Linked DNA regions of Homo sapiens: region 1 is linked to region 2. A link is an interaction called in ENCODE POLR2A ChIA-PET data of the cell type or tissue named here. Cell type or tissue: GM12878. All regions are shown on one strand. Links, peaks and the distances in the headings refer to the core of each region. The heading gives the core; the rest is flanking DNA.

Region 1 (11,212 bases), core at 2,620-10,619, 95 kb after region 2:
ACTTCCCTTTAAACTCTTCATCTTCTGTTTTGTTTTCAACCGAAGCCCCCTTTTATTTCTGTAGTCAGTATTTTATTTACATTTACCAACATGTTTTACTGACTGCTGTTACAATTGCTGTATCCATTTTATTACTCAGCTCTTCTCACTGATTTTTAAAATTTTGAGAATGATAGTTTTAAACACCAAGAGGTTTTAATGTTCATGATTGCTTTTTTTTTCCACACAAGTGTGTATATAAGGTTGTAAACTTTTTAATCCTTTGAATGGCACTAGTTAGAACTTTAAAAAATGGTGAGTGTTTTTGCTCCTTTTGTTATTTCTGTTTCTTCTCTAGGTAAGTTTTGGTTTATTCATCTTAGTCTTTCTCTTTTATGCTGCTATGGGCTGAATTATATGTCACCCCCCAAATTCAAATGTTGAAGTACTAACCCCCTACTACTTCAGATTGTGACTTTATTTAGAGATAGGGTCTTCAGAGATAATTAGGTTTAAATGGGGCCACTGTGGTGGGCCCTAATCCAATATGCCTGGTATCCTTTTAAGCAGAGGAACCTGAAGCTGGGCACGGTGCCTTGTGCCTGTAATCCTAGCACTTTGAGAAGTCGAGGTAGGTGGATTACTTAGGCCCAGGAGTTTGAGACCAGCCTGGGAAATACAGGGAGACCCCATCTCTACAAGAAATAATAATAATAATAAAAAAATTAGCCTAATGTGGTGGTGTACACCTGTAGTACCAGCTACTCAGGAGGCTGAGGTCGGAAGATCACTTGAGCCCGGGAGGTCAAGACTGCAGTAAGCCATGATTGCACCACTGTGCTCCAGCCTGGGCAACAGAGTGAGACCCTGTCTCACAAAAAAAAGAAAAAGAGGCACGTGGGACACAGACACATGCAGAGGGCAGGCCACGTGAGGACACGGAGAAGACAAGCCAAGGAAAGAGGCCTCAGAAGAAATGACCTCTGGCTGGGTGCGGTGGCTCACACCTGTAATCCCAGCACTTTGGGAGGCCGAGGCAGGCGGGTCACCTGAGGTCAGGAGTTCAAGACCAGCCTAGCCAGCATGGTGAAACCCCATCTCTACTAAAAATATAAAAATTAGCTGGGTGTGGTGGCATGTGCCTCTAATCCCAGCTACTTGGGAGGCTGAGCCAGGAGAATAGCTTGAACCCGGGAGGTGGAGGTTGCAGTGAGCCGAGATTGTGCCACTGCAATCCAGCCTGAGTGACAGAACGAGACTCTATCTCAAAAAAAAAAGAAAAAAAAAAGAAAAGAAGAAACAACTTCCGCTCACATCTATACCTTGGACTTCTAGCCTCAAGAATTGTGAGAAAGTTAATGTTATTTAAGCTCCCTAGTCTGTAGTACTTTGTTATGGCAACCTTTACAAACTAATACACATGCTATGGGCTTTTCCTCACGTCTGCTAATTCTTCATTGATTCTTCATATTTATGAATGAAGGACCATATTGATTTGTATAGGTAGCTGCAATAGGCTTTCTTTGTATTTGGGTAGGTTTCGTTTTGTTTTGTTTTCTGAGACGGAGTCTCGCTCTGTCGCCCATGCTGGAGTGCAGTGGCACGATCTCGCCTCACTGCAACCTCCGCCCCCCGGCTTCAAACGATTCTTCTGTCTCAGCCTCCTGAGTAGTTGGGATTACAAGCATGTGCCACCATACCCAGCTGATTTTTGTATTTTTAGTAGAGATGGGGTTTCACCATGTTGGTCAGGCTGGTCTCGAACTCCTGACCTCGTGATCCGCCGACCTTGACCTCCCGAAGTGCTGGGATGACAGGCGTGAGCCACCACGGGCGGCCCTTTAGGCAAGTTTATTTACCCGAAAGGCTTCTTTCTTGAGTGGGAAGACAGGCTGTGATGTGTACTCTGTGTAAATGGGCAAGATATGCCAGTCGGCAGGTTTCTTTCTAGGATATATGGTTAGGTAAAAGAGGGCACAAGCCGATTCAGGACCATTTGCTATAACAAAACTAATAACATAAGGAGAACTCCAATCTTGGGGTGACATCTTTTATATGTTTTATTTCTTTTTACCCCTGTGTCTATCCTAGAGGCTCTTCTTTGACTCATTCTCTAGCCTGGACACCAACACCATGCGCACTCCCAGGCAAACTTTCCTCTCCAGAGAAGGCTGTTCCGGGGGTTCCAGCTGGGGGCAAGTACTGCAGACTGCAGTCTACACAGGGCAGGGCTGTGGGCAGACTGGCTCAGCTGTTCTGTAGACAGCTCTCCACTCAGATGCCCTGATTCCTGCCTTATAACCACTTCTTTGTAGGCCATTCTGTGGCTGCCAATAGCCATTGACTCTAAGCTTGGAGCCTCTCCAGGGTTCTGTCAAAAAGAAAGAGCTTCTTATCTGCAGCCTGATGTATTTCCAGCTGTATTTCACCCATTCCCCACCCCCAGTTTTGGTTTATTGGTCAATACAGTCCCAACTCTATTCTTGAAGAGAATCTCCAAAATGATGTCTTCATTGATAACGCTTCTTCGTGTCTTCAGTGCCACCATGGATTTATTCTTTCAAAAATAGCTTGACTGCCATTTCATTGTGCTCTTTGGAATGAAGGAGGCAACCATGTGTGCTTTCTCTACTGTTTGGAGCTCAAAGTCTCTCTCTTTTGCATTTTTTTACCAGGTCATAGTATCTATAGAAATCATTTTGCTGAAACAGCTGGTGTTCTGGAGGCTTCAGTAAAACAAGTTTTTTTTGTTTGTTTTTGTTTTTTGCTACAGAGTCTTGCTCTGTCGCCCAGGCTGGAGTGCAGTGGCATGATATCAGCTCACTGCAACCTCTGCCTCCTGGATTCAAGCGATTCTCCTGCCTCAGCCTCCCGAGTAGCTGGGATTACTGGCATGCACCACCACGCCCAGCTAATTTTTTGTATTTTTAGTAGAGACAGGGTTTCACCCTGTTAGCCAGGATGGTCTCGATCTCCTGACCTCATGATCTGCCCGCTTCAGCCTCCCAAAGTGCTGGGATTACAGGCGTGAGCCACTGTGCCTGGCTGGGAACCCTTCGCTTTATAGCCAGTTGGACTAAAGTACTTGGGGATACCCCAGGACTAATGGCTGGTATCTGAAGTTAGAACAGTCTTGTGGGATCAAGCCCTTAAACCTGTGGAGTCTGATGCTAACTCTGGGTAATGTCAGAATTGAATTGTTGGCTACCCAGTTAGTGGCACCTGTAGTCCCAGCTACTTGGGAGGCTGAGGCAGGAGAATCACTTGAACCCGGGAGGCGGAGGTTGCAGTGAGCCAAGATTGCGCCATTGCACTCCAGTCTGGGTGACAGAGTGAGACTCCATCTCAAAAAGAAAGAAAAAAACTGAGGGGTTCCCATGACCCCCCTTCAGGATTTGATAACTTACTAGAATGACTCACTGAACTCAGGAAAGCACTATACTTACTATTACAGTTTTATTAAAAGGATCCAACTCGGGGACAGTCAAATGGAAAAGGCACAGTATATAGGGCAAGGTATAGAGGTTGGGGTGGTGGTACAGAGCTCCCATGCCCTCTCCATGTATCACCCTCTCCATGTATCACCCTCTCCTTGTCCCCCAACTCCTGCCCCAGCACACTGATGTGTTCACCAATCCAGCAGCTCCCTGAACCTTGTTCAAGGGTTTTTATGGAGACTTCTTTACATAGGCACGATCGATGACATCATCAGCCACTTGACTGACCTTGATCTCCAGCCTCCCTCCCCTCCCTGGGGGTTGGGAGTTGGCCTGAAAGTTCCAGCCCTCTAGCCATTGGTATGGCTAGCCCTTTCTTTGAAATTGTCTAAGAGCCTACCGTGAGTTATTATCTGATGTGTTCATAGATGAATTTCCCCAAAGAAATTAGCAGGAGTCCAAAAAGACTCATCATGAATAACAAAAGACACGTCTAGCACTCAGGAAATTCCAAAGGTTTTTGAAGCTCTGTGCCAGGAACCTGGGGTAAAGACCAAACATATGTATACTTGGCCCTCTGTATCTGTGGGTTCCGCATCCATGAATCCAACCAACTGAGAATCAAATTTTTTTTTTAAAAATGGATGGTTGAATCTGCACTGAACATGTGCAGACTTTTTTCTTGTCACGATTCTCTAAACCATATAGCGTAACATCTATTACATAGCATTTCCATTGTATTAGGGATTATGAGTAATCTAGAGATGACTTAAAGTTATACGGGAGGATGTGTGTAGGTTATATGTAAATGCTACACCATTTTATATATGGGACTTGAGCATCCATGGATTTTGTATATGGAAGGGGTGGTCCTGGAACCAATCCCGCAAGATACCAAGGGATGACTATATTTTTATTATATTACAGCAAGGAAACCAGAGTCTTTGAATCTGCTAACTGTGCAGAAAAGATCCTGAGACATGGCTGGGCACGGTGGCTCATGCCTGTAATCCCAGCACTTTGGGAGGCCAAGACGGGCAGATCACTGGAGGTCAGGAGTTCGAGACCAGCCTGGCCAACATGGTGAAACCCCGTCTCTACTAAAAAAATACAAAAATTAGCCAGGTGTGGTGGTGGGCACCTGTAGTCCCAGCTACTCAGGATGCTGAGGCAGAGGTTGCAGTGAGCTGAGATTGTGCCACCGCACTCCAGCCTGGGTGACAAGAGCAAAACTCCATCTCAAAAAAAAAAAAAGAAAAAAAGATCCTGAGACACATGCATGGTGTTTGTCCTATGACTTTGCTGCTAGCTTTAGCTCTGGTGATGGGTTTGGCCAGCTTTGAGTCACAAGGACCTTTTGCTGCTTCTGCCCTAGTTCCTCCCTGACTTTTTTCTTCTAGGCCCATATACTGGTCTTGACCCTGGCCACGCAGCCAGGCTGAGAAGCCATCTAACTAGAAAGGGATGAGGGTTTTCCAAGGAAAAGCTGTGGAAACACTTGTCAAGGAAAAGGCCATCTCTCCTCAGGCCCTGGGACAGCTGGCCTGGGTGACTCACCCGGCTTCCTTTCCCCTGAACTTCATTCACCGCTGTTCCTATTTGACCTCCAAGAGGGAGGCTACCACAGGCCCATCCAGCTGTAGCAGCTGAATTGGAGAAGGGACTTCAAAAAAGCAAGCCAAAAAGAGAGGCCAAAGAGAACCTCAAAGGAACAGCCAAAGTAATCACAGATGCAAAGAGCAGGTTGCTCTGGAAGCTCTACCTCTTGCCACTTTGGCCCTAGTCATACTGTTTCTCCTCCTCAGTGCCTCTGCAGGAAGGGGAATCTTGGTCTCTCCTTGGAGGCTACGGTGGGGGTCCCCAAGACAACCTCCAGGTTTAGTGGTTTGCTAGGAGGACTCAAAGGATTCAGCTTATACTCACCTACCCACTAAAATGTACTTAAAACCCCCAAGTGAATACTAGCAGTACTCTCGCATTTACTCATGGACGTGGATAAAGTGGCAAAAGGTTTGACTCACCCCACAAGCACATTCCCAGCCGAGGTTGAACAAGGTGATGCCCTGCCTTTTGTTTCGGCCTCAGAGAGGGATGACCAGTGGACACTCTGGCTCTGGGGCCAGACAGACAGGCTTAAATCCCACCTCTGGCTCCTCTTAGTGGAGCAGCCTCAGGCAAGTTATGTAACACTTCAGAACTTTGTTTTTTCTTTTGAAAAAAAAAAAAAAAAGGAATCTACCAGGATGAGTTGTTTTTAGGATTTAATATTATGATCTGTGTGGGGTATGTACAGATAGAGGTACATGTCTCCCTCAGGAACATCAGTTGAGTATTTGCTAATTCAGTGTTCATGGTGACTTTATGGAACATAATTACTGTGAATAGCGGGAATGGACTGTAGTTATCCTCATGATTATGATTTATCATAGCAAAAGGATACAAAGCAAAATCAGCAAAGGGAAAAGGCTCCTGGTTGAAGTGCTGGGGAAACCAGGTGCAAGATTCCAAGCATCCTCTCCCAGTGGAATCCCACAGGGTGCACAGAATTACCCCAACGATGAGTTGTGACAGCACGTGCGACATATTACCAACCAGGAAGGCTCATTAGAGACTCAGTGCCCGGGGTTTTTTGAGGGTCTTGGTCACATAGGCACCCTGTCTGGCATGTACCCACATCCCAGACTCCCAGAAGGAAACCAGGTGTTAATGAAACAGAGCATTGATACAGCTTAGGCACAGATTGCCACTCTTACCAGTTAATGGCGGGTCCTTCCCAAAATCCAAGCTCCAGGATGCCAGCCAGGGAAGGGCCAACCTTGGCAGCAGTGCCTTGTTAAGAAAAGCAGTTAGGGCCGGGCGCGGTGGCTCATGCCTGTAATCCCAGCACTTTGGGAGGCCGAGGTAGGTGGATCATGAGGTCAGGAGTTCGAGACCAGCCTGGCCAAGATAGTGAAACCCTGTCTCTAATAAAAAATATAAAAATTAGCTGGGTGTGATGGCGGGCGCCTGTAATCCCAGCTACTCGGGAAGCTGAGGCAGGAGAATTGCTTGAACCCGGGAGGCGGAGGTTGCAGTGAGCCAAGATCATGCCACTGCATTCCAGCCTAGGCGACAGAGTGAGACTGTCTCAAAAAAAAAAAAAAAAAAAAGCAGGGTGCGGTGGCTCACGCCCCGGGAGGCGGAGGTTGCAGTGAGCCAAGATCACGCCACTGCATTCCAGCCTAGGTGACAGAGTAAGACTCTGTCAAAAAAAAAAAAAAAAAAAAAAAGCAGGATGCAGTGGCTCACGCCTGTAATCCCAGCACTTTGGGAGGCCGAGGCAGGTGGATCACGAGGTCAGGAGATTGAGACCATCCTGGCTAACACAGTGAAACCCCATCTCTACTAAAAAAAAAAAATACAAAAAATTAGCCAGGCATGGTGGCGGGCACCTGTAGTCCCAGCTACTCAGGAGGCTGAGGCAGGAGAATGGTGTGAACCTGGGAGGCGGAGCTTGCAGTGAGCCGAGATTGTGCCACTGCACTCCAGCCTGGGAGACAGAGTGAGACTCTGTCTCAAAAAAAGAAAAAAGAAAAAAGCAGTTAGGCCTGCTGTGTTAGCTTTTTCTGCATAGAGGCCTACACCAAATATGACTTATTTATCATGTTACTTTTCCTGTTTGGAGAATCAATGAAAGAATGAGAATGCTTAATTCCTGAGAAAAGTAGATGCATGCTCTTTAGAAGGAAAAAGATACAGAAAGAAGGTGAAAGCCGCTTAAGACAAATTGTAGCTCTTCACAGTTTCATTCATTATTGAAGATCTTTAGCTGAGCTTGGCTTATCCTCAGAGTTCTCTGAGAATGTGCTTCTCAAAGTGGAAATTGTTTAGCATATGGGGTGGTGAAAAGGACTGAAGAACTTTGGTAATAAAAACCAAAGCAGCAGGAAGGAAGTGGTCTGATTAGAACCAAGTGCTTGAGCAGGGAAAGACAGCGTAAGAAAGAGACTGAAGCTGCTGAGTAGTTGTTTCAAGTAATTTCAAATCCTTAAAGGAGCTTGAACTGGAAGGTAATGTGGTCTCAACGGTTTATTCTGGGAAGAGACACGACATTCTCTTTCCATCTAGACAGTCCTGCCAGGAGGGTGAAATCTTTGAGAAAGCATTTTGAATGCAGTGATAAGGACTCTTTATTATTTTTGTTGTTGTTTTTATTTTAACCATTTCAAACAGTAGTTGGGGAACTGAATTGACATCAAAGGTAGAACAGTTCTGTCAACCAATTTGGTTAGTTTGAAATCCACAAGCACAATTAAAAAAAATTTATTATGTCCTGAGGAATTAACAGCTAGTGGTTTAGAGTATGTTTCAGTGATAAGCGTTTTGTATCTATGAACAGGTGAATTTAGGAGACCCTCCAAGGTGTTTCTGTACTCCCTTGGGTCATTTGAACAGGATAATTTGAGGTCCTGTGTCCAAGAGTGACCCTCCTCTCTGCTTCTGGATTCACTCCTAGCTCGTGTAGGATTCATGTTGCTAAACTCATTCCAAACTTGGCCATCTCTAGGGGTGACGATAAGGTGAAGACTCATTTTACCATTTTCTTTTGTCAGCCAATCAAAGAGCCCAAGAGTAGCCATTTTTTGTTTTGCTTTGTTTTATAAACAGGATTTTCTCTGGTACTTTTTTCTTGCCAGAAATGGACAGAGAGCTTTAGGAAGAAGAACTGGTTGTGTTTATGGGAGATATATTTAGGATGGGCTCACGGAGAGTTTGTCCTTGAAGCAACGACTTGGGATGTACATTAATAAGGTGATCCTATTTCTTCTTAATCTTTTATCACTTATGAACATGTAACTGACTAATACCACTGTAATCAGGCCTCAGTTTTCTATGGAAAGGAAGAGAAAGAGACATGGAACATCTTTAGGGGTAGATGTGTGTGTGTGTGTGTGTGTATGAGAGAGAGAGATGAAACAGACTGATGAGAGACAGACATGAACTTAGACTTAGATTTGAATGGGAATATATCTAATGAGCTGGCTTTAAAGTGGGTCAGGACAGCACTCACCTTGCTCAAAGGAGATTGGAGGCTGACCACGTAGCTCAGTGTGCCTCCCTGAGAGTTCTTCTGTGCTCCTTTATCTGATTGGAACCACGCAAATGACCACCTTGGCTGAGCTGCCCAGCCTTCTCCTAGGTTGAGCTTTAACCATCTGTTGGAGGAGGAAAATTCCCAAGATAACAATGAAAGCAATTTTTCTAACCATCTGGCTTAACCTGTACCACTTCCCTTGAAAATTGAATTTCTTTTTCTTCTCCATAGAGGCATTGAGGCACGGGTTGGATTCTCTGGGGAGCAGCCTCGGAGGGGCTTTTGTATGCGGGATGCGTATGAGGAGCACTGATGGGATCAACATTTGTGGGAGGGAGCTGGGCAGCAGGATTAGCAGAGGGAGCGGCTGGCTTTGACGACAGCCCCCTGGGAAGCCCGGGTGCCGAAATGGCCTTCAGGATTGTCCCACGTTGAATTCACATTGCTGGGCTTATATGCCCCAGCCTTGATCAGTCATTGGATGGGGAACACCCTGGGAAGGCCGGGTCCTTGGGCAGGGCAGCTCTATGCCCTTGAGAGGCTGGCAGTTGAAGACCGTCTGCCAAGAGCACTCCCAGCAGCTGAGGCAGAAAGGCCTTGCTTGAAAGAGGAACTGTGTGGTGCGTCTCTGTGCCTGCCACACGTGGGATATTGATCTGCCAGTTTTAAGCATTTGAAAATTGTTAGGTATGGAGTATTAAATCACCTGGGTCGGATGGGGACTGAGTTAACTAGAATACAAGTCTCTGGATGTTATCACCCCATTCCTAACATTTTCGTAAGATGTTTATTAATCCTTGAGATAAAACCACTATATTGCTGGGTGCAGTGGCTCACACCTGTAATCCCAGCACTTTGGGAGGTCGAGGCGGCTGGATCACTTGAGGTCAGGAGTTTGAGACCAGCCTGGCCAACATGGTGAAACCCCGTGTTTACTAAAAATACAAAAATTAGCCGGGTGCGGTGGTGCACGCCTGTAATCCCAGCTACTTGGGAGGCTGAGGCAGGAGAATTGCTTGAACCCGTGAGGCAGAGGTTGCAGTGAGCCGAGATGGTGCCACTGCACTCCAGCCTGGGTGACAAGAGCAAAACTCCATCTCAAAAAAAACCAAAAACAAAATAAAACAAACCTCGCTATATTGTTTCTACGCTATTTCTAACCATAGCTGTGTTACATTTAAAATGTGTAATATTGTGTCTTTTCTCCTATGCCTTTTAGAGTTACATGTGTATTATTATGGCAGCTGTATATTTTAGGACCTTCTGTATTAAAAACTGTTACTCAGTTACAGCTTGTTTGAAAACAACTGGAATCTGTCCTATAGCTCCCACTACTTCAAGATCCATTTCAAACTAACATTTGTAAAAATAGTGGGAGATGGTAGTTGCTGTGCTGGATAAAAGGCCCTGGACGTGCCTGGAACAACTGGGAGGGTCAGAGCAGGCAACCTTGGTCCCCTGCCACCTGGAGTTGCTCCTTGCTTCTCTTCCATGCCCCGAGCCACTCCGGAGAGTGGATTAAGCAGCACAACGCCCTCTTCAGGGGAAAGGGTTTCCCCTGCACTTTGGTGAAGCAAGAGTGCATGGAAGCCATGGTTTGGTCACCTTCATGGTGTTCTTTTCTTCCCTGTTTCCTCTTCCTTTTCCAAAGCGAGCCTTTCTCCAGGATGCTCTTCTCTCAATTAACCAAGCATGCTTCCCACTCCTTAAGGGGAAGAGAGAGGTCTTCCTAGCTTGTTTTCTGCAGTCATTGTTGTCAGGGAGGGGAGTGGATGGATATTCATTCTGTTCCTTAACCCAGGGGAGACTGGATCCTCTGCAACACTGTTGCAGTCCTGAAGCTGGGTACTGCTTTCACCCTCCAGACCCTACAGCATAGCCTTAGTGATTAAGACAGAGAGCTCTGGAAGCCTCTAGGATTTGGCAAATTACTTAACTTCTGTACGCCTCAGTTATCACATTTATAAAGTAGGAAAAATAAGAACCCACCTCACAGAGTTTGTTGTGAGGATCAAATGAGTTAAAAGCATGTAAAAGGCCGGGCACGGTGGCTCACACCTATAATCCCAGCACTTTGGGAAGCTGAGGCGGGTGGATCACCTGAGATCAGGAGTTCGAGACCAGCCTGGCCAACATGGTGTAACCCCATCTCTACTAAAAATACAAAAATTAGCCGGGCGTGGTGACAGGCACCTGTAATCCCAGCTACTCAGGAGGCTAAGGCAGGAGAATCACTTGAACCTGGGAGGTAGAGGTTGCAGTGAGCCAAGATCGCGCCACTGCCCTCCAGCCTGGGGGACAAGAGCCAGACTTCATCTCAAAAGAAAAAAAGGCTGTAAAGGACTTAGCACACCACCTAGTGTATAGTAAACGCTCAGTAAGTGTGCATTGTTATTGTCATAAGAATGCCTCATGCTTCGGAGGTGGTTGGTGAAGGTTGGTTGAATTGAGATTCCCCAGGTTCTCATGGAGCTGCCTGGCCACACCACTGTCCTGGTAACCCTGCCAGGCCAAGTTTGATGAGAAGAGGGCATATTGGACACAGGCCTATGTCACTTTTGATATTGGAAATGAATTTGGGGATTTAATATCACTATACCTGTTAAGATGAAACTGGCTAGAAATCTGTAGCACTCTTCCTGAGTTTTTGCAGTTTGTATGGATTCTGAAGAGCTAGCAAATGTCTCTCCAGTGCTTATTTCCATGCCTGTGTTAAAATGTG
Region 2 (12,848 bases), core at 2,197-10,196:
AGTTCAAGTGATTCTCCTATCTCAGCCTCCCGAGTAGCTGGGATTACAAGCACCCGCCACCATGCCCGGCTAATTTTTGTATTTTTAGTAGAGATGGGGTTTTGCCATGTTGGCCAGGCTGGTCTTGAACTCCTGACCTCAGGTGATCACCCGTCTTGGCCTCCCAAAGTGCTGGGATTACAGGTGTGAGCCACTACGCCTATGCCCGGCCCAGATTACTTTTTTTTTTTTTTTTTTTTGAGACAAAGTCTTGCTCTTGTCCCCCAGGCTGGAGTGCGATGGCACAATCTCGGCAAACTGCAACCTCTGCCTCCCGGGTTCCAGCGATTCTCCTGCCTCAGCCACCCCCCGACCCAATTACTTTTTCTAAACTAGTACTTCAGGCACCTGTGTGCTTGATAGTGTAATGAGGTTGTCTATTGCCCCAGGCCAAGGGTTCCCGCCCGGACTTTACCGCAGATTGGAATCACTTGGAGAGCTTTTAAAGCTCCCCACGCACGCCCAGGACAAACCCCATACCAGTTGAGTCAGAATGCTGAGGTTGGGACCAGGCATTGTTATTTTTTTAAAGATTCCCCAGTGATTCCAACTTGTTTCAGAACTATTGCTCTTTAGGGCTAAAATAACAACACAAGGACTGGAGTCAGGACACCTGGGAGTTTGTGCTAGCTGTGTGCATTTCTCATAACCTCTTTAGGGCCACTCTCTGTGTGTAAAAGTGTTCTCTATGGCTCTGAAATTCTCCTTTAAGTCTAACCTTGTTAGACTGGTGTTCAAGGCTCTGCAGAAACTAGCTTCTACTCATCTCTACCATTTTATACTTAACAGGCTTCCAGGGCCACCACGCAGCCAAATGTGCCGGGCACGTTTCCTTCCATTCATCTTTGCTCGCCCTGTCTTTCACTAAGTCTAGAATGTGCTCCTCCCTCCTGTCTGAATAAGAGACCTGCTTTAACTTCGTGGTCATCCAGATGTAACCTCATGGACCCTCTCCATCTGAGTGCCTTGGTCAGCAGTAATCTCTTCCACCTCTGAACTCCAGACGTACTTACCACTTAGATCCCACATTTGGCAGGAGGCAAAACTTACCATATGTGGATGATTTTTATATGTATGGTCTGGACCCCAGAGCCAGACCTAGGCTCCTCTTTTCATGATAATATGGAGGAAAAAAAAGTGAAATGTGGCAAAGTTTGGACCAGGACCCAATTTTCCTTATTAGCCTCCTGTTTTCTTAATTCTGTGTTTTCTTGTATCACTGCTATTTTTCCCTACACACACAAATACATGAATATATATATATGAATGATATACATGTGACATATACGAATATATAGTATATATGATATAAACGATAGGTATGTGATATATATGAATATATGTATCAGTGATATATATGATATATGTGAATGTGTGTGATATATATATGATATATACATGAATGGTGCTGCTTTACAGTATAGTGGTTAGTGGTTCAGGATCCTCTCTCAGGATCCTTATGAAGTTTACAGTGTAAAGCTCTTAGTATAGGACCTGGCTCAGGTCAGGTACTCAGCTGTTACTATTGCTATAATTATTCTAGTAAGATTCCTAAGGGAATTGATGGGCGCATTTTCCTTCATTTAAAAAAAAACACTTATCAAGTTCCCTCAGTGTTCAAATGATATGTGGGAATTGAAAGGTTTTAAAAAATATATTGTTTACTCAAGCAAAAATTAGGACATTAGGGGCAACAGGAGTTTCTGATATTTTGTGATGGACTGGTCCTGGAAGATAATGCTGGTCATGTTAGTCCACAGAGTCTCTGCTTTTTAGGAGCAGACTGTCTGATAGGAGAAATGAAATGTGTATGCATGCTTAAGTATTTTCGTTTTTTTGTTCGTTTGTTTTTTTGAGATGGAGTCTCACAGTGTCGCCGGGCTGGAGTGCAATGGTGTGATCTCAGCTCACTGCAACCTTCGCCTCCTGGGTTCAAGCGATTCTCCTGCCTCAGCCTCCCAAGTAGCTGGGATTACAGGCACCCGCCACCATGCCTGGCTAATTTTTTGTATTTTTAGTTGAGACGGGGTTTCACTATGTTGGCCAGGCTGGTCTCGAACTTCTGACCTCATGATCTGCCCGCCTCGGCCTCCCAAAGTGCTGGGATTACAAGCGTGAGCCACCGCATCCGGTCTGCTTAAGTATTTTCTATATGATAGAAAGTAAAAATGCTCTGAGAGAAGCAAAACATAAGGGGCTATTGGGAGTTCACCGTGAACCCTTCAAAGCCTCCAACGCTGCTGAATGACAACTAGAAGCTTATTAAATGTTTTGAGAGAATTCTGGCAAGCTCAGATGTCAGGTGGGTGTGTGGCCTTTGTCCCCGGAGCATTTGGTTTTAGGCTAGACAATACTTGCTGTTCCTGCACCCTAGAGCCGCCCCCAGGCATCTGCAAGCCCAGCTTCTTCACCTTGCCTCGGTGTCACCTGATCCTAAGTAGCAGCTCCTTATCACTCTCTGTCCCTTTATCCTGCTGCGTTTTTCTTCTTAGCACCTATCAACACCTGACATACTATGTATTTAATTGTTTTATGACTTTCTTTCCTTAAAATATGAGCTCCTTGAAAGAGGGACTGTGTTCATTCTGTTTACTGCCGTCTTCTCCAGTGCCCAGAACAGTGCCCAGTGCAGCGGAGACCCCCCACATGCTTTCTCATTGGCAGAACAGCACAGTTGTTAAGAGCCCCGGCTCTGGGGCCAGACGGCCTTGGTTTGCAGCAGGCAGAACCACTTGGGCAAGTCACTCTAACTCTTTGTGCCTCCTTTTCTCATGTGTGAGTTGGAGATGGTAATGGTACCCACTTCATAGCGTTCCTGTTTTGATTAAGTGAGTTATTACTAACGAAGCCTTCAAAATAGTGCCTGGCACATGGTAAATAACGCTCAGTCCATGTTGCTTTTACTGGTCATGTTATTATTCTTCCCCTCTGTTTGAATTCTTTGGCTAGAATGAAAATGTCAAACTTAGACAATGCAAAAATTTCTTTTAAAGAACCTTAAGGCCAGGTGCAGGGGCTCACGCCTGTAATCCCAGCACTTTGGGAGGCCGAGGGGGCGGATCACGAGGTCAGGAGATCGAGACCATCTTGGCTAACACGGTGAAACCTCATCTCTACTAAAAATACAAAAAATTAGCCAGGCATGATAGCGGGCGCCTGTAGTCCCAGCTACTGGGGAGGCTGAGGCAGGAGAATGGTGCGAACCCAGGAGGCAGAGCTTGCAGTGAGCTGAGATCGTGCCACTGCACTCCAGCCTGGGCGACAGAGCGAGACTCCGTCTCAAAAAAAAAGAACCTTAAACATTTTCTCTTTTTACGACTTTGGTGCAGGTTCTCCACATACGATTCTACTTGTCAAATTGCCCAAGAAATTGCTGAGAAAATTCAACAACGAAATCAATATGAAAGAAAAGGTGAAAAGGCACCAAAGGTAATACCATGAAGGAATTAGTACCCAATGATTTGTTTGAGTTTTGAGGCCTGAAAACCCTCCTATCTTTCTTTGAGGCTGTCTGTGCACATGTGTGTATGATGATCTATCTGCTTACATATGTTGAATTGACATAACACCCAACCAGTTAGTAGTGATGTAATCATTGAGACTAAATGAGGCATAACACATTTAAGTTCTCCTGTTTTACTTTAAATATTTCTAACAATTTTATAGTCTAGTTCAGGGGTTAGTAAACTTCCTACAGATAATAAATCTTTTAGTCTTTGCAGGCCAAGAGATAATGTCTTCAAGTCTTTGAGTTTCCATTCTCACCACAAGAATAGTTATAGTTTTTACATTTTACATTAAAAATGTAAAAACAGGCCAGGCATAGTGGCTCACACCTGTAATCCCAGCACTTTGGGAGGCTGAGGCGGGCAGATTGCTTGAGGTCAAGAATTCGAGACCAGCCTGGGCAACATGGGGAAACCCCATCTCTACTAAAAATATAAAACCTAGCCAGGCGTGGTGGCACACACCTGTAGTCCAGCTACTCAGGAGGCTGAGGCAGGAGAATTGCTTGAACCTGGGAGGTGGAGGCTGCAGTGAGCTAAGATCGTGCCACTGCACTCCCGCCTGGGCAACAGAGTGAGACCCTGTCTCAAAAAAGAAAAAAATGTAAAAACCATCTTTAGTTTTGGGCTGTATAAAAACAGTGGTGGGATTTGGCTAAGAAATAGATTTTTGTGAAATCACAAGTTTATACTTGTGACTATGATTGAAAATAGAAGCCTCTGATTCAAATCTAACACCACACCTTTCTTCCTTATTTTCCACATTCCAAATTTGTATTTTCTTTCTCTCACACTGAGAATCCTAGTTTCCAAAAGCATCAGTATGTTTTTACTCATTTGGTCTATTTTACAGTTTACAGAAAATGGTTTCAAAATTACTATAAGGTACCACGACAAACACTGAGTTCAAAATTTGAGTCTTTTTAAGTGTAGACTAATCTACTAAGAATGCTGAGGTTATTATGTTCCAAAGTTATTAGAATTATTTTTTAACTTTCAAGTTCAGGGGTACATATGTGGGTTTGTTGTATAGGTAAGCTTGTGTTATGGGGATTTGTTGTACACGTTATTTTGTCACCCAGGTATGAAGCCTAGCACTTACTATTTTTCCTAATCCTCTTCCTCCTTCCAGCTTCCTCCCTCTGCTAGGCCCCAGTGTGTGTCATGTCCCCCTATGTATCCATATGTTCTCACCAGTTAGCTCTCTCTTATATCAACAGAGTGAACAAACAACCTACAGAATGTGAGAACATGCGGTATTTGGTTTTCTGTTCCTGCATTAGTTTGCTAAGGATAATGGCCTTCAGCTCCATTCATGTTCCTGCAAAGGACATGATCTCGATCTTTTTTATGGCGGCATAATATTCCATAGTGTATATGTACCACATTTTCTCTGTCTGGTCTACCATTGGTGGGCATCAGGTTGATTCTATGTCTTTTGTTATTGTGAATAGTGCTGCAGTGAACATACACATGCATGTGTCTCTTTTTTTCTCTTTTTTTTTCGAGACGGAGTTTTGCTCTTGTTGCCCAGGCTGGAGTGCAGTGGTGCAATCTCGGCTCACTGCATCCTCTGCCTCCCAGGTTCAAGCCATTCTCCTGCCCCAGCCTCCAGAGTAGCTGGGATTACAAGTGCCTGCCACCATGCCTGGCTAATTTTTGTATTTTTAGTAGAGATGGGGTTTCGCCATGTTGGCCAGGCTTGTCTCGAACACCTGACCTCAGGTGATCCACCCACCTCGGCCTCCCGAAGTGCTGAGATTACAGGTGTGAGCCACCCCACCTGGCCACATGCATGTGTCTTTATGGAAGAATGATTTCTATTCCTTCGGGGATATACCCAATAACGGGATTGCTGAATCAAATAGTATTTCTGTTTTTAGTACGTTGAGGAATTGCCACACCGTCTTCCACAATGACTGAACTGATTTACACTCCCACTAACAGTGTATAAGTGTTCCTTTTGCTCTGCAACCTCCCGAGCATCTGTTATTTTTTGACTTTTTAGTAATAACCATGCTGAGTGGTGTGAGATGGTATCTCATTGTGGTTTCGATTTGCACCTCTCTAATGATCAGTGATGTTGAGCTTTTTTTCCTGTTTTTTTTGGCAGCATGCCTGTCTTCCTTTGAAAAGTGTCTATTCGTGTCCTTTGTCTGCTTTTTAATGGGGTGGATTTTTCTTGTAAATTTGCTTAAGTTCCTTATAGATACTGGCTATTAGATCTTTGTCAGATGGATAGCTTGCAAATATTTTCTCACAATGTGTAGGTTGTTTGTTCACTCTGTGGATAGTTTCCTTTTCTGTGCAGAAGCTCTTTAGTTGATTAGATCCTATTTGTCAATTTTTGCTTTTGTTGCAATTGCTTTTGATGTCTTTGTCCTGAAATCTTTGCCTGTTCTTATGTCCAGAATAGTATTGCCTAGGTTGTCTTCCAGGGTTTTTATAGATTTAGGTTTTACAGTTAAGTCTTTAATCCATCTGAAGTTAATTTTTGCATGTGGTGTAAGGAAGGAGTTCAATTTCTATCTTCTGCACGTGGTAGCCAGTTATCCCAGCACCACTTATTGAATAGGGAATCCTTCCCCCATTGCTTGTTTTTGTCAGCTTTGTCAAAGCTCGGATAGTTGTACGTGTGGCCTTATTTCTGGGTACTCTATTTTTTTTTTTTTTTTTTTTTTGAGACGGTGTTTCTTCTCACCTAGGCTGGAGTGCAGTGACATGATCTCAGCTCACTGCAACCTCTCCCTTCTGGCTTCAAGTGATTCTTGCATCTCAGCTACCCGAGTAGCTGGGATTACAGGTGTGTGCCACCATGCCCAGCTAATTTTTGTATTTTTATTAGAGAGAGGGTTTCGCCATGTTGGCCAGGCTGGTCTCGAAATCCTGACCTCAAGTGATCTGCCCGCCTCGGCCTCCCAAAGTGCTGGGATTATAGGCGTGAGCCACTGTGCCTGGTCAACTGAGTTCTCTATTCTGTTCCATTGGTCTATGTCTGTTTTGGTTACTGTAGCCCTGTAGTATAGTTTGAAGTTGGGTAGCATGATGTTTCCAGCTATGTTATTTTTATTTTATTATTTCTTTTTGAGACAGAGTCTTGCTCTGTCGCCCATGCTGGAGTGCAGTGGCACGATCCTGGCTCACTGCAACCTCTGCCTCTCGGGTTCAAGTGATTCCCGTGCCTCAGCCTCCCAGGTAGCTGGGATTACAGGCATGAGCCACCACTTCCAGCTAATTTTTGTAGTTTTAGTAGAGATGGGCTCTTGTCATGTTGGCCAGGTTGATCTCGAACTCCTGACCTCAGATGATCCTCCCGCCTTGGCTTCCCAAAGTCCTGGGATTACAGGCATGAGCCACTGCGCCCGGCCCAGCTTTGTTCTTTTTGCTTAGGATTGCCTTGGCTATTTGGGCTCTTTTTTGGTTCCATATGAATTTTAAAATACTTTTTTCTAGTTCTGTGAAGAATGTCAATGGTAGTTTAATAGGAATGGCATTGAATCTATAAATTGCTTTGGGCAGTATGGCCATTTTAACGATATTGCTTCTTGCTGTCCATGAGCATGGAATGTTTTTCCATTTGTTTGTGTCATCTCTGATTTCTTTGAGCAGTGTTTTGTAGTTCTTCTTGTAGAGATCTTTACCTCATGGTTAGCTGTCTTCCTAGGTATTTTATTTTCTGTTGGCAATTGTAAATAGGAGTGCATTCCTGATTTGGCCCTTGGCTTGACTGTTGGTGTACAGGAATGTTAGTGATGTTTTGCACTTTGATTTTGTATCCTGAGACTTTGCTGAAGTTGTTTATAAGCTTAATGAGCTTTTGGACTGGGAGTATGAGATTTCCTAGATATAGGATCATGTTGTCTGCAAACAGGAATAGTTTGATTTCCTCTCTTCCTATTTGGATGCCTTTTCTTTTCCTTCCTTCCTTCCTCTCTCTCTTTCTTTTCTTTCTTTTCCTTCCTTTCTCTCTTTCTCTCCCTTCCCTTTCCTTTTTCCTTTCCTTTCTCACCTCTTTTCTCCTCTCCTCTCCTCTTTTTCTCCTGCCTAACTGCCCTGGTCAGGACTTCCAATACTATGTTGAATAGGAGTGGTAGCAGAGGGCATCCTTGTCTTGTGCCAGTTTTCAAGTGGAATGCTGCCAGATTTTGCCCATTCAGTATGATGTTGGCTGTGGGTTTGTCATAGATGGCTCTTATTATTTTGAGGTATGTTCCTTGAATACCTAGTTTATTGAGTGTTTTTAACGTGAAGTGGTGTTGAATTTTATCAAAAGCCTTTCCTGCTTCTATTGAGATAATCATGTAAGTTTTGTCTTATTTCAGTTTGTGTGATGAAACACATTTTTTGTTTTGCATATGTTGAACCAACCTTGCATCCCAGGGATAAAGCCTACTTGATCGTGGTGGATAAGCTTTTTGATGTGCTGCTGGATTCGGTTTGCCAGTATTTTTTTGAGGACTTTTGCAATAATTGATTCTTTTTTTTTCTGTCTTATGTTATCCTTTGTTTCTGTTTTTATTCATTTTCAGGAGTTGCTTTTTCCAACTTTTTAATTTAATTTTAAATAAGTAAAACATTTACATTGTTCAGAAGTCAAAATTATATAAAAGTGACACTCAAAGTCTTGTTCCCATTCCTCTCTTTTCTACCTTTTCTTAACCTACTTCTTCTAAATAACCATTTTCATTAATTTCTGGTTTATTCTTCCTGTGTTACTTTATGCAGAAATAAGCCTCTATGCGTGTGTATGTGTGTGTCTCTGTGTGTCTGTGTGTTATGTTTTTCCTTTTATATAAAAGATACTCTTTCGGGCCAGGCGCGGTGACTCACGCCTGTAATCCCAGCACTTTGGGAGGCCTAGGCGGGTGGATCACCTGAGGTCAGGAGTTTGGGACAAGCCTGGCCAACATGGTGAAACCCCGTCTCTACTAAAAATACAAAACATTAGCCGGGTGTGGTGGCGAGCACCTGTAATCCCAGCTACTCGGGAGGCTGAGGCAGGAGAATCACTTGAACTCAGGAGGCGGAGGTTACAGCGAGCCGAGATCGTGCCACTGCACTCCATCCTGGGTGACAAGAATGAAACTCTGTCTCAATAAATAAATAAATAAATAAATAAATAAATAAATAAATAAATAAATGGATGAATGAATGAATGACAGATACTCTTTTGTATCTTGGTCTTTTCACTTAATAATATAGAAACCTCTACATTTCATTTCATATTCCTTGTTCTTCTTTAGCGCTGTATGGGTACTCTATTGCGTAGATGTAACATTCTTTATTTAACCTGTCTCCTAAGGAAAGGCAGTTAAATTGCTTCCAGTCTTGAGTTGTGAATAACACCGCAGTAAATAACCTTGTCCTTTAAAAAAATTATGTGCATAGGTGTCTTTTAAAGGTGAGTTCTCAGAACCAGGGCATATGTAATTTTTTTTTTAACCTGATGTGAAATCCCCCCTCAAAGGGGTTGTCACTCTTGCCACCCCACCAGCAATGTGTGAGCACTTCTGTTTCTTCACAGCCTGGCCAACAGAGGGTGTGTGAATCTTCTGAATTTTTGTTAACCTCATAAGTGAGAAATGGTGTTTCAGTGTCGTTTTAAATTTGTATTTCTCATATAATGAGTCAAGTGGAGTGTGTTTTCATATGCTTAAGGGCCATATATATATATATATATTTTTTTTTTTTTCTGTGAACTGTCTTGTCTTTTGCCCATTTTTCTACTGGATTATTAGCCTTTTTAGTCTTGATCTTTTAAGAGCTCCTCACGTATTATGGAGATTAGCTCCTCGTGATAAATTGTAGTTATTTCCTTTCCTTTATCATTTGACATTTGACTTGCTTGTGGTAGTTTTGTCGTGTGAAAGTTTTTTTTTTTTTTTCCTGAGACGGAGTCTCGCTCTGTCGCCCAGGCTGGAGTGCGGTGGCGCGATCTCGGCTCACTTCAAGCTCCGCCTCCCGGGTTCACGCCATTCTCCTGCCTCAGCCTCCCAAGTAGCTGGGGCTACAGGCGCCCGCCACCATGCCCGGCTAATTTTTTTTTGTATTTTTAGTAGAGACGGGGTTTCACCGTATTAGCCAGGATGATCTCGATCTCCTGACCTTGTGATCCGCCTGCCTCAGCCTCCCAAAGTGCTGGGATTACAGGCGTGAGCCACTGCGCCCGGCCGAAAGTTTTTTTTTTTTTAAATGAAGTTGGCTGTCAATCTAATTGCTTCCATATATTTAGTCATATCTAAGTTTTTGCTGTTTGCAGGTTATAAAAAATTTATTCCTGCTTTCTTCTATTAAATATATGGTTTCATCTTTTACACGAAGGGCTGCTATCTATTTAACTAGTGTCATCTTCTTGGACAGTTAGATTCTTTCTAATTACAAATGATTTTTCAGTATAGCCAAATTATTGCCCATGTTGAAATAAATTCTTCAATGTAGACTTTCTGGATTTGGGTTGTATAACATTTTAAGCCTTTTGAACACATATATTGCAGAATGACATTTCTACACCAATTTTGATTATCTTTTAAAAAAATCTCTACTAGGTAAAAATACTATGTTACAGTAGTTTAATATGCATTTTTTATTAAGTCTTGAATATCTATTCTTTTTTTTTTTTTTTTTTTTTTGGCCAGATGGAGTTTTGCTTTTGTTGCCTAGGCTGGAGTGCAATGGCACAATCTCGGCTCACTGCAACCTCCGAGCCTCCCAGGTTCAAGCGATTCTCCTGCCACAGCGTCCCAAGTAGCTGGGATTACAGGCACCCGCCACCACGCCTGGCTAATTATTGTATTTTTAGTAGAGATGAGGTTTCACCATGTTGGCTAGGCTGGTCTCAAACTCTTGGTCTCAAGAGATCCTCCTGCCTTGGCCTCCCAAAGTGCTGGGATTACAAGCGTGACCCACCGTGCTCAGCCTTGTTTCTTAATTTCAAAGTTTTCTTTTTATATATGTTAACTATATTAAGCTTTGATCTGGTATATTTAGTATAAATGCTTTCTCTATTAACTTGATTTTGTAAGTGACATTGTAAAACATGTACCGGTTTTTAAATTTTATTTGAAATTATCAGCATGTTTGTTGGTGATCTTTTCTAACGGGGGAGGGGATATCATGCTTAAAAAGGCCTTTTACATGCAGAGGTTTTATAAATACTTAATTATGTAAATTTTCCTTAAGCTTTTTTTCTGTTATTTTGTTTTGTGTGTGTAAATCTTTGAAATACTTGGTGTTTACTTTGGTGTGTCATAGCTATCTAATTTTATTTTTTCCCCATTTGTTAAATTATGAATTTCTTTCCCTCATATGAAATAGTTCATATTTAATTCACTGGATTTTTATACAGCTACATTGTTTCTGGGCCATTTGTTATGTTGCACTACTGAAGCTGTTGGTGATTGCCAGCATCAGCTATTGTAGTTTTTTGTAATCACTTTATATCTGATTAAGGCCCCTATGAACATTATACATATTCATGGTTTTTATTTTCCTTCATTTATCCTTCTGTCAGAGTAATTTTCTAAAACTTCATTTAAAAAAAAAAAAACCAAACTGTGCTGTGCCTTAATTATCACCTCTTCTGCAATAAAAGAATTCCAAATGGAATTTCAAGTAGACATGTATGTTTATAGATTTAAATTGGGGAAAACTTACATTTTCACAATATTGAGCGTTTCCTTTTGTTTCTTCAGCAGTATTTATTGCACAGTTAACTATGTGCCAGGCACTGTGCTAGATATTTTTTAGATTTTGTTGGTATTGTTAATGAAGTTTTAAAATAACAATTTAAAAAACTCTCCCTAGGTATTACTTAAATTTAGGAATGCCCTTGATTTTTTTTCACTTTATGACTAATGACCATATTGAATTCTTCTACCGTTTTTTTTTTTTTTTTTTGAGATGGAGTCTTGCTCTGTCGCCCAGGCTGGAATACAGTGGCATCATCTTTGCTCACTGCAACCTCCGCTTCCTGGGTTCAAGCCATTCTCCTGCCTCAGCCTCCCCAGTAACTGAGATTACAGGTGCGCACCACCATGCCCAGCTAATTTTTGTATTTTTAGTAGTGACAGGGTTTCACCATGTTGGCCAGGCTGGTTTTGAACTCCTGACCTCGTGATTCTCCCACCTCTGCCTCCCAAAGTGCTGTGATTACAGGTGTGAGCCACCACACCTGGCCTCTACTGTTTTTAATAGTCTTTCAGCCCGGCCTCTACTGTTTTTAATAATCTTTCAGTCTGGGCGCGGTGGCTCATGCCTGTAATCCCAGCATTTTGGGAGGCTGAGGTGGGTGGATCACCTGAGGTCAGGAGTTCGAGACCAGCCTGACCAATATGGTGAAACTCTGTCTCTACTAAAAATACAAAAATTAGCTGGGCATGGTGGTGGGTGCCTGTAGTCCCAGCTACTCAGGAGGCTGAGGCAGGAGACTCGCTTAAAACGGGAGGCGGAGGTTGTAGTGAGCTGAGATCACTCCATTGCACTCCAGCCTGGGCAACAGAGCAAGACTCTGTCTCAAAAAAAAAAAAAAAAAAAATATATATATATATATATATATATATAAAATAATAATAATCTTTCAGTTGATTCTCTTAACTCTTCCAAGTAGACTATTATCAATCTGCAAATAATAATAATCTCATCTTTCCTTGTAGTCCTTGTATTTTTCTTTAATTTTTCTTATTGTATTGGTTAGAACTTCTAGAGCAAAGTTAAATAATATTGTAGTTAAGGCAGTAGTGTTCTATTCTTAGTTTTTCTTTCTTTTTTGTGTTTCTTTTGTTTATAATTTCCCCTGTACTGTACTAATCATATGTTTATTCTGTTTTTAATTATTAACACCATGAGCTTTATTACTAGATTTTTCTAACATCAAACTGTTCTTAAATTACTAGAATAATTTCTACTTGTTGATAGTATATGGTCCTTTTTAATGTAATTCTGAATTTGCTTTGCTAATATTTTTTGAAAAGATTTTTACATTTATAATTCCTAAGTAAGATTGACATGTGGTTATCTCTGTCAGTGCTTGTTACCCAGGTTATGGTAGCTTAAAATGTGAATTAGGCTTTCCATCTTTTTTTGTGCTCTAGAAAGTGTCTTTAATTATGATAATGACATTTTTTCCTGATTACAAAAGTGATCATTTTCTTATAAAATATTAGAAAATCCCACTACTTAGATAGAACCATGGTGCTTTCATGGTTTCAATGTTTGTATTTAGTTCCTGGGTTGTTTTTTCTCTGTTTGGGTGATATTTTATTTTATGACTTGATGTTTTTTTCATAAGCTGTGATGGATATCTTT

Evidence for each region. Peaks named below come from ENCODE experiments on the same cell type or tissue, not always from the same donor. Only the 100,000 strongest peaks of a DNase experiment are listed, where the experiment ranks them.
Region 1: POLR2A ChIA-PET joins it to region 2 with 5 read pairs; 2 of 35 experiments call an interaction of 5 or more read pairs at or near these places.

What each region holds. Positions count from the first base shown.
Region 1 is chr17:9,466,505-9,477,716 of GRCh38, reverse strand. The region is part of intron 6 of STX8 (syntaxin 8); the gene reads left to right. Among named protein-coding and RNA genes, the nearest start is that of STX8, 100 kb to the left of the region's middle. RefSeq lists an enhancer at 3,226-3,727. In GM12878, for the core only: no CTCF peak of the experiment used is centred there; a DNase peak (open chromatin) is centred at 7,376; H3K4me3 peaks cover 280 bases.
Region 2 is chr17:9,558,991-9,571,838 of GRCh38, reverse strand. It overlaps STX8 (syntaxin 8), which reads left to right. Exons shown (of 8, transcript NM_004853.3): 2 at 3,369-3,468. Among named protein-coding and RNA genes, the nearest start is that of STX8, 10 kb to the left of the region's middle. In GM12878, for the core only: no CTCF peak of the experiment used is centred there; no DNase peak of the experiment used is centred there.